Regions from separate parts of the Homo sapiens genome. Here region 1 is linked to region 2. A link is an interaction called in ENCODE POLR2A ChIA-PET data of the cell type or tissue named here. Cell type or tissue: PC-3. All regions are shown on one strand. Links, peaks and the distances in the headings refer to the core of each region. The heading gives the core; the rest is flanking DNA. Region 1 holds the start of LOC124904813 (small nucleolar RNA U13). Region 2 overlaps ARID1A (AT-rich interaction domain 1A).

Region 1 (5,380 bases), core at 177-5,176, 56 kb after region 2:
ATCTCCATGCAGTCAAAGCAGCCTGGCTGAGACTGTCCCTAGGGACCCACAACCACTGGCATCTCGCTCTCAGCCTTGGTCGCTCAGCTCTCCATAGCATTGAATTCATAATAGCCAAAAAGTGGAAACAATTCTAGGGTCCATCAGCTGATGGATAAACAAAATGTGACATAGCCACAAAATGGAATATTATTCAGCAATAAAAACGAGTGAAATACTGATACCTGCTATAACATGCATGGAACTGAAAACATTATGCTAAGTGAAAGAAGCCAGTCACACCAGGCCACAAATTGTGTGACTTATTTTATATAAAATATGTACAAAGTAGATTAGTGATCACCAGAGGCTAAAGGAATAGGGTTTAGGGCATGACTGCTAATGAGTAGAGGGTTTTCTTTGGGGGTGAAAGAATGTGCTGGAATTAGGTAGTGGTGTGAATATACTCAAATCACTGGATTGTGCACTTTATTTTATTTATTTATTTTTGAGACAGAGTCCCAGTGAGTTGCCCAGGCTGGAGTACAGTGGCGTGCTATTGGCTCACTGCAACCTCTGCCTCCTGGGTTCAAGTGATTCTCGTGCCTCAGCCTCCCAAGTAGCTGGGATTACAGGCATGTGCCACCATGTCCGGCAAATTTTTGCATTTTTAGTAGAGACAGGATTTTCCACGTTGGTCAAGCTGGTCTCAAACTCGTGGCCTCAAGTGATCTGCCTGCCTCAACCTCCCAAAGTGGTGGGATTACAGGCATGAGCCACTGCGACTGGCCCTCTTTTTTCTTTTTTCTTTTTTTTTTTTTGAGACGGAGTTTCGCTCTTGTTGCCCAGGTTGGGGTGCAATGGCGCAATCTTGGCTTACCGCAACCTCTGCCTCCCAGGTTCAAGCCATTCTCCTGCCTCAGCCTCCCAAGTAGCTGGGATTACAGGCATGTGCCACCATGCCTGGATAATTGTTTTCGTATTTGTAGTAGAGACGGGGTTTCTCCATGTTGGTCAGGCTGGTCTCAAACTCCCGACCTCAGGTGATCCGCCAGGCTTGGCCTCCCAAAGGGCTGGAATTACAGGAGTGAGCCACCACGCCAGGCCTATTGTCGTTTTTTGGAGACAGAGTCTTGCTCTGTTGCCTAGACTGGAGTGCAGTAGCACGATCTTGGCTCACTGCAACCTCTGACTCCTGGGTTCAAGTGATTCTCCTGCTTCAGCCTCCCCAGTACCCACCATCACACCCATCTAATTTTTGTATTTTTTGTAAGGATGGCATTTCACCGTGTTGGCCAGGCTGGTCTCGAACTGCTGACCTCAACTAATCCGCCCGACTCAGTCTCCCAAAGTGCTAGAATTACAGGCGTGAGCTACCACGCCCGGCCTAAAGAACATTTATTGATCACACTACTGGTTAAGTGGTGCAAAAGAAACACACAACTTTTTATCTACACAGTTCTATAATTTTTATGAAAATCAGGGACCTTGAACATACATCATGTTTAATAAGGAATCAAAGCAATTGCTAACAAATTCAGAGCATTCCTCTGGACTCCTTCAACCGGTTCTAACAGTTGCTCTCCAAGGTAGAGATGGCAAAATGTTGTGATTACCAAGGAGCCACCTTTGAGAAAGATTAAGAGGGCAGTGTGGCCAGATAGGCCATCAGCAATACATTTCATCAGAATAAGGGAAGAGGATGCATCTGTTTAACCATATTCCCAAAAAAGTAGAGACTGGAAAGAAAAACAGAGAGAAAGCCAATAGTGTTAGCAGCTCTTTCAGGGGGAACAAAAAGAGAAGATGAAGTGTGACCAAGTGTACAAAGCTGGAAGGATGCAAGAAAAAATTGCCATCTAGTAGTTGCTTCAGCTCTTTTTTTTTTTTTTTTTTACATATTTCAACTGTTTTATTTGCTTTCTGGGGTGTCAAATGTGAGCGCTCTCAGGGTCCAGCCCCAAGCAGTGTCCAGCAGATTCTTCTCCGCCCAAGGGTCCTGGACATGGAGGTTTCAGACAAAAGGCACTGGCTGGAGCTCTGGAAGTCAGGCAGAAGCCACCCTGAAGCTGGGGGTCTCAAGTCTGCCTTTGGGGAGAGAAAATACATTCACTTTGGCAGGATTGGTTTTTCACTTTTGGATGAGGTCAGGGTCTGAGTCCTCCCAGCTCTCCTTGTCTTGCAATGTGTTCTGCAGATCCTGGTGGCATTTCTGCAACTCCTGGAACCTGGAGACATATGGATCAGAGTGCTCATCCAAGGCAGGAACCCCAGAAGGTTCTCCCCGGGCAAAGGCAGGGCGCTCCACCCTCCAGGGTACCTCTGACAACATCAGTAATATCAGCAGCATCTGAGAGCAACGCCATGGCACAGGTCCTGGCCTGCGCGTGATGGTCCTGGTGCTGGTTGCTATCTAGTTGCTTCAACTTTAATGTGAATATATCCACTGTCTCTAGAGAAGGACCAGTAACCTAAAACTAAAGGAGAAACTAAATAAAAAGAATAATACAAGTTTACCAAAGACTAAATCACAAAGTGGATTTCCTTTTTTCCTAAATTAGCAATAGTGAGAAATGGCCGGGCGCAGTGGCTCACGCCTGTAATCCCAGCACTTTGGGAGGCCAAGGCGGGCGGATAAGAGGTCAGGAGATCGAGACCATCCTGGCCAACACGGTGAAACCCTGTCTCTACTAAAAATACAAAAAATTATCCGGGCGTGGTGGCAGGCACCTGTAGTCCCAGCTACTCGGGAGGCTGAGGCAGGAGAATGGCATGAAACTGGGAGGCGGAGCTTGCAGTGAGCCAAGATCGCAGTGAGCCACTGCACTCCAGCCTGGGCGACAGAGCAAGACTCTGTCTCAAAAAAAAAAAAAAAAAAAGCAACAGTGAGAAACTTCCAGTGTTCCAAAAGTACTAATTTAAACCATTTCTTTAATCCTTTGAAAGGCTTCTTTTTCACTAGTTGCTGCCGTTATCTCCCAGAAACATTAGTGACAACCCATGTGACTTTAATATAATTTCTCAAGGTCTGCATGGGAATTTTCAGTGTATTGTGTTCAAGAAACTCACCTGCTCCAACGCAATATTTGTAGCGAACTATAGAAATGATCCCTGAGGCCAGGTGTGGTGGCTCACATCTGTAATCCCCGCAGTTTGGGAGGCTGAGGTGGGCAGATCACTTGAGGTCAGGAGTTCAAGACCAGCCTGGCCAACATGGTAAAACCCCATCTCTACTAAAAATACAAAAATGAGCTGGGCATGGTGGTGGGCACCTGTAGTCTCAGCTACTCAGGAGGCTGAGGCATGAGAATCACTTGAACCTGGGAGGCGGAGGTGGTTGCAGTGAGCCAAGGTTGTGCCACTGCACTCCAGCCTGGGCGATAGAGCAAGACTCAGTCTCGAAAACAAAGAAGAAATGATCCCTGAAAGTATAGTCTTCAAACCAATATTTGTATTTTTGTACACAGAAAAAAAGTTTTGAAGCTTGGGGGTGGGCTAAAGAAAAGTGAAAATAGACAATACACTTTTTTTTTTTTTTTTTCTGAGACAGGGTCTTGCTCTGTCACCCAGGTTGAAGTGCAGCGGTGTGATCATAGCTCACTGCAGCCTCAACTTCCTGGGCTCAAGCAATCTGTTCACCTCCGATTTCTGAGTAGCTGGGACTACAGGCACACACCACCACACCCAGCTAATTTTTGTAGTTTTTGTACAGACAGGGTCTCATTATGTTATCCAAGCTGTAATACTTTTTTTTGTTTTTTTGAGCTCGTTCTGTCACCCAGGCTGGAGTACACTGGCGCGATCTCGGCTCACTGCAACCTCCACCTCCCTGGTTCAAGCAATTCCCCTGCCTCAGCCTCCTGAGTAGCTGGGATTACAGGTGCACGCCACCATGCCCGGCTAATTGTTTTTGTATTTTTTTTTTTTTGAAACGGAGTTTTGCTCTCGTTGCCTCGTTGCCTAGGCTAGTGGTGCAATCTCGGCTCACTGCAACCTCCACCTTCCGGTTTCAAGAGATTCTCCTGCCTCAGCCTCCCAAGTAGCTGGGATTACAGGCGCCCACCACCACGCCCAGCTAATTTTTTTGTATTTTTAGTAGAGACGGGGTTTCACCATGTTGGTCAGGCTGGTCTCGAACTGCTGACCTCGTGATCCGCCCGTCTCGGCCTCCCAAAGTGCTGGGATTACAGGTGTGAGCCACCGCACCTGGCCCTTTTTTTGTATTTTTAATAGAGACGGGGTTTCACCATGTTGGCCAGACTAGTCTTGAACTCCTGACCTCAGGCAATCTACCCGCCTCGGCCTCCTAAAGTGCTAGGATTACAGGCATGAGCCACCACACCCGGCCTGTAATAAATTTTTAAAGGCCTCTTTGGCAAATGTTTGGTAGATGAACAAACGGCTAGCAGTGAAGAATTGGGAGGGATATCAGGGACAGAGCAAGTGGCTGATTACCCTTTGAGCACACTCTTTTTTTTTTTTTTTTTTTGAGACAGGGTCTTACATTGTCACCCAGGATGGAGTGCAGTGGCACAATCTCGGCTCACTGTAGTCTTGATCTCCCAAGTTCAGGTGATCCCCTGCCTCAGCCTGCCCCCTAGTAGCTGGGACTACTGGTGTGAGCCACCACACCCGGTTAATTTTTGTAATTTTTTCTTTCTTTTTTTGAGACAGAGTCTTGCTCTGTCGCCCAGGCTGGAGTGCAATGGCATGATCTCAGCTCACTGCAACCTCCGCCCCCCAGGTTCAAGGGATTCTCGTGCCTCAGCCTCCCAAGTAGCTGGGTCTACAGTCATGTGCCACCACACCCAGATAATTTTTGTATTTTTAGTAGAGACGGGGTTTTGTCATGTTGGCCAGGCTGGTCTCGAACTTCTGGCCTCAAATGATCTGCCCGCCTCGGCCTCCCAAAGTGCTAGGATTACCCTACCAGCCAAATTTTTGTACTTTTTGTAGAGATGAGATTTCACTATGTTCCCCAGGCTGGTCTTGAACTCCAGAGCTTAAGCATCCCAAAGTGCTAGGGTTACAGGTGTGAATCACTGAGCCTGGCCTGAGCACATTCTTTATTGAACAAGTGGCCACTTATATAGTATTTTTGCCAAAAATATTTACCTTTAATTATAAAGAAATAATCAGATCATTTTGTAGTTCATAAGCATGATGATTGGGCATTCACATGGATGTGTGAAATGTGCCATCCACAAACATTGTTATGATGTTGGCACATTACCTGTCTGACATGAAAAAGAGGAAAAAGGGCTGGGCGCAGTGGCTCACGCCTGTAATCCCAGCACTTTGGGAGGCTGAGGCGGGCAGATCACGAGGTCAGGAGTTCGAGACCAGCCTGGCCAAGATGGTGAAACCCCATCTCTACTAAAAATACAAAAATTAGCCAGGT
Region 2 (5,380 bases), core at 174-5,173:
GACATTCTGAGAAGGCAAATCTGGTCATCTCACAAGGCTACCAAAGAAGAGGACCACAGACAGACAGCTAAAATATTCATAGATTCTTCTTCTTCTTCCATAAAAAGAATGTGTCACTGAAGGAACCCAGATATGTTTTTAATCCTAAAATGGCAATTTCAAAAACAAAGACTGTATCTACTCACATAATCCTTCAAGTAAGATGTAGTGAGTCCCCAAATATTTGGACTTTGTACTGACCCAGGAACAGAGTGTAAAGGCATATTAATTTTATCATAAGTGATACACAGAAGTCCAGTAAAAACTGTATAAATAAACCCAGGCCATTGGGTAGTGGACTTATAATCCCCAGCACAACAGCAAAATTGAGGATAAAGATCACACTCAAGTTGCAGTATCTTTTTTCTCCTTTCTAATATTCCAGAAATGCAAACCCAAGCCAAAAATAATCTCACCAAGCTACCCTTTAAACCTCAAAGTCTCATAAGCCAAGTGTCTGGGGTAATACTTACCTTACTATTGACAGTCAGGATCTTCTTTCCAAACTTCTATTTTCACTATGAAACTGCAATTGACTTTAACAGGATACCACATGCCCTGAACTTAGCACGCAGCCAGGGCCACAGAGGTTTCACTACCAGGGCAGCATCTTTCCATTTCAATTTTTTTTTAGATCACTTCTTATCTCCACACTCACTGCCCCCCAGCACTACCCTTTTCCTATCCCCAAGTCTTTTTCCCCAATGTTATTTTACTCCACCACATGAGGAGGCTAGCATTATCTTTGCTTGAAAACTGTTTATTAATTTGCCTGTCAAACATTCTATAGAACAGTTTACATCTTACTACAGAAACCTCCTGGGTACATATTGACAGCTCAGCAAGTATTTACACAAAGCTCTGAAACATTTGGTTCCTTCAGAGACGATAGAAGATGCTGTGTCAAGCACAGAATTATCAAACACTGTTCCCTCTACCCTTTTCCCTCCTTTATAAAGGGAAGCTTCCTTCCTCTAATATACCTAAATTACACTTCTAAACTACTAAGCCAGGAAGAGAAAGAATGGAAATTCAGGTGTGCTGGAGAAGAGAAAGAATAGCATTTCCAGGACCACGTGCAAAGCACACCATGTAGTTTTTTAAACCATAGCGATGAGAAACAACAAATGCACCTATGAAATTGACCCTGAAACGCAGCTTTTCCTCTTCCAGTCTCAGGAACATTTGCTTCTCTCTCAGCAAAACTTACAGGGCAAGTCCAGGCACTCAGATTACAACCAACTGCCCAAACCAGACCTAGACCTGCCCAAACACCAGGAGTCTGGAGAGCTTAATGCTCCCTCTCTCTCCCTACCCCTCCCCAAAAGCAGCAGAATATCAACACTGAACTTATGAATATCCATTCCTCACCCCAACCCCAAGTGCAAAAGCCTCCTGGGGATCCTGAAGCAACTATTTTTCAAGTCTTGCTTTAATGAAATCTACCTAACTTTCCAACGACTATTTAGTGTTTTAAAACCACCAGCCAGGTGGAATGACTAATGACAAACAGATTAACAGTTTCAAGGCAACAGTCTGGTAGAGCTTTTTCTGTAAAAGTCTACAGACCACAATGGCACCCAACTGTTCAGAGCTTGTTCCTGTGAATCCCAGGAGAAAATAGCTTTGAGTTCCTTCAGTCCAGGGGAAGAAAGATGGTCTCAAGACCCCTGATTTATGTACAGAAAGCTGCCTTCATAACAAGCCAGCTATGGAAGCACAGATATGTAGCATCTTAGAGTGAGAAGGCCATGCAGACCAACTTCATTTTATTGATGAGGGAGAAAATGAAAAATAGAGAAAGCAAATGACCTGCCCAGGGTCACACAGCTTAATCTGGAGCTGTATGTGGAACCTAAGCCTCCTCCTTCCTCCTCCTGTTGTGAGTCCTGTGCTCTTTACCACTAACGCAACACACAACTCAAGTATGCATCAGTAATAACAACGTAAGTGTGCGTCAGTAATGATAATGACCAATCTAAACAAGGAAAAACCCAGAGATAAAAGCCACAGGAATCAGGACTCCATTCAAGCCCCAGGTATTACAGCTCACTGGCAGAAAAGAACTACTCGGTGCCAATATATTTGAATACCACATTTTTACCATATTTACAAGCTTCAGTTGCTTCTAGAATTTTGAGAGTTGAAGCCAATCAATACAACCTTTTGAGGGATGGGAACAGGAAAGAGCCCTGCCTATTACTTTGTTAGCCTATTCCCTCATTCTAAAAAAGTTCACTAACCTCTTTGCAAAAGGTCTACTGTAGACATTACACCTACAGGAGTCAATCCAACATATTAATGTTTAATGCAATCCAAGACATCCTGTTTCAGCAGGTGCTGCTTGTCATGGTTACTCATGTCACACACAAAGAAAGGAACCTAAAAAGTCCTCACAGGGCCCAATACACAAGAAGCCAAACCTGGTCCTGGCTGCTTTCTCTGTTCTCACACCACCATCTCAATCCTCATCACCCCAGCTCTCTCATGAACAGTAGAGAAACATGAAACCCCCACAACTAAAGTGCCATCTCAGTGTGGTTTTCCTGGTCCCTCCTACTTGAGAGAGCTCCAAGAGTCCTGTATTTCAGCCAGCCTAGAATTTCTGCCAGTAGGCATTCCCATAATAAATCTAGGATTCCTGTATCTGTTTCCCAGGAGTCAGAAATATCATTTGATGTTTCCGTAGTAGAAACTAACAACCAAACTTCTACAATAAAATCCAACTTGTTCCTGGACTATTTATTGTATTTTATTTTTTACCTTGGTAAACTGGTATTACTCTCAAAGTATTATTGCTAAAAAGCGTCCCAATAAAAAGCCTTAAATCAACTTCATGTGTGTAAGTAATCTAAAACTATTTCATCAGTACCGGGATTCAACACTTGAGATACACTACTTATGAAAAGGAATAAAGTAAAAGTTTGTCTAAGATCTTCCCAGGTCCTGTGAAAAAGACATAGCCACAATACACACACTTACCTAAACTTTATTTCATAAGCGCAGAGTCAAATGAAAACGTTATCACCTTAGCTGTGTTAATTAAGTCTCTGCAAAATATTCTTAATCTAAGACTGCGCCAGGAAAAGATGGAGACAGAGCAAGACTTTTTAATTTAAGAATGTTGAAGAGTAGAGCATCATGGTCTGAAAAGAGGTTTATCAAGTAGCAAAGAGAAATTCAGAACAAAGTCTGAACCTACAACCCTCACCTAGACTACTACCACACACCTGAAGCAGTCCACAGAAGTGGAAGCTGCACTGTCTCTTACACAACTGAATGCTCACCAGCCCATTCCCTGGGTCTCTGGGGAGTAGACAACTGAGCTGAAATTAATTAGGAATCTATGTTGTGTGGGTCTAGTGATAATAAAAGAGATCAGAAAATTCATCCAAAGGCAGCACAGACAGGCATCCAAACAGGGACTGTATCTATTCTCCTATCATCTACACAGAAAGTGTTCCATAATTTACTGACTGAAAAACAAAAATCATTATACCAAAAGAGTTGGCTTTTTCTTTAAAACCTTTGACTAAATATTTCCAAACCAGCAGAATTCCAATCAATTTTGCTTTTAAATGAACCCTGACTTACTACCCCAAATGACTTATTCTAATAGTTTTCAAGAAAAGTAAAATTTTCAGCCAAAACCAAACAAAACAAGGGGAATGAGAGGAAAGAGGTTCAGACTATAGGATGACCCAGAGACAAGAGGATGCTGTCTTTTAAGACAAAACTTTTCCTCCAGACACTAGAAAAACAATGTAACATTTCCCTATTTCTTGTCCAGATGCAGAACATCATGGAAGATGTAGAATCAAGGCACAGAGCTCCAAGCCCACCATCTAACACAGCTAATTTCAAAATCCCCAGCTCAAAAGAGTAGTAAAGTAGCTCTAGGATGGGCTGGGAATACAGCTAGTAAGTGAACAAAATTTCCTCCTAGCACAAAAGCGCAAGGGGTTTGGGAGGGGATGAATGGAGCTTCCCCCTCTTTGAAAACATGTATGACTCCACAGAATACTCAATATCCCTGACCAAAAGCACTGCTGACAGAGCATGATGAAGATGGAAGAAAAGCAACAAAATAAAACAAGATAGAATAGTGTAACAAGGTACTCAGAAGTTGCAATTTCTAAGCAAATCTTAAGTGTCATTCTAGGTCGTATCTTCATATCTTGGAAGACAAGAAAAAAAGTGGAACATACATTAAAATGCAAAGGAATAAACTGGCCAGTCTCTATTTCAAAGCTCTAAAATGACTGATGACAAAACAGAAAACTAGACTTTTTGTTATTCCAGGAAAAAAACAATTTCACCAAACCAAGCCTTTAGGAGAAAGTCCCTCAAGATCATGAAAGACACCAGCTTCCCTTTAAATTAAGCTGCTATTCCAAAGTTCAATTAACAAAAGAAAGTGTTAACAAGATTCAACATGTAAACAAAGAATGAGGCCAGTCTTCCTTAAAACAGACCGCTTGAACCTAATATAAAATTCCTCAGAAAGCTCCCAGTTCTAAAAAAAATAACAAAAACTGTTTTCTGGCCCCCCATAAAGATCCCACATTTGCCACTCAATAAAAAGCCCAGTAAAATCATTTCAATTCTGCAAAGCAACCAGTGTCAAAATTACTCAAGATAAATGCATCTTCAGAGCCATCAAAGAAGTCATTTATACCATCAGGAAAGTCACAAAACCAAAACAAACAGCAAACCCATTGTAGAGAAAAAACTCAGCTACTGTTCTGACAACACAGAATTCATTTCAGGCTGCATAAAACATAACAAGCAAAATAAATCCAAGGTACAAGCAAAATGCCATTGCCTCCTCTTTTGTTTGGGCACAATGTAACAAGGGCAGGCTGTCTGAGGCTTTGCTCTTGCTGATACAGTATTGCTACTTAAACCTCCCTCCTCAAGGTCACAGCCAATTTCAGCTCTGGAATAAAAGGCAGATAGTGGCAGCGATAGTTTGGGTTATCACTGGCAGAAAAGCAGAGTGTAAAAGTTTATGAGCTCATCAGGATTGTTGTACCATTACATCAGAGGCAATTATAAATGGCCAAGAGCAGGAGATGGGGAGCCAATCAGATCACAGATAGGATGTCAACCTAAGACCAACTGTCTCCTGGCTTTGACAGAAGGATTTTACCTCCATAATTCAAATCCCAAACCAAAGCAATCTGCACTTACTACTCCAATCACTCAGCTGTTTACCAGCACTTCCAGGGAGAAGCCCAGGCCACTGGGCCGGCGGAGCCTAAGACAGGAGATGGACCGGGCTGCCCTAGGTGAACCGCAGCCGGCCTCTAGCAGCTCCCAAGCAGTCCCCTGCCCTCCC

The links. Peaks named below come from ENCODE experiments on the same cell type or tissue, not always from the same donor. Only the 100,000 strongest peaks of a DNase experiment are listed, where the experiment ranks them.
Region 1: POLR2A ChIA-PET joins it to region 2 with 21 read pairs; 16 of 35 experiments call an interaction of 5 or more read pairs at or near these places.

Annotation. Positions count from the first base shown.
Region 1 is chr1:26,642,128-26,647,507 of GRCh38, reverse strand. LOC124904813 (small nucleolar RNA U13) reads left to right here and starts at 5,119; the gene lies at 5,119-5,222. In PC-3, for the core only: no CTCF peak of the experiment used is centred there; no DNase peak of the experiment used is centred there.
Region 2 is chr1:26,698,030-26,703,409 of GRCh38, reverse strand. All of the region lies in intron 1 of ARID1A (AT-rich interaction domain 1A), which reads right to left. Among named protein-coding and RNA genes, the nearest start is that of ARID1A, 4.7 kb to the right of the region's middle. In PC-3, for the core only: no CTCF peak of the experiment used is centred there; a DNase peak (open chromatin) is centred at 5,149; H3K4me3 peaks cover 4,573 bases; H3K27ac peaks cover 2,021 bases.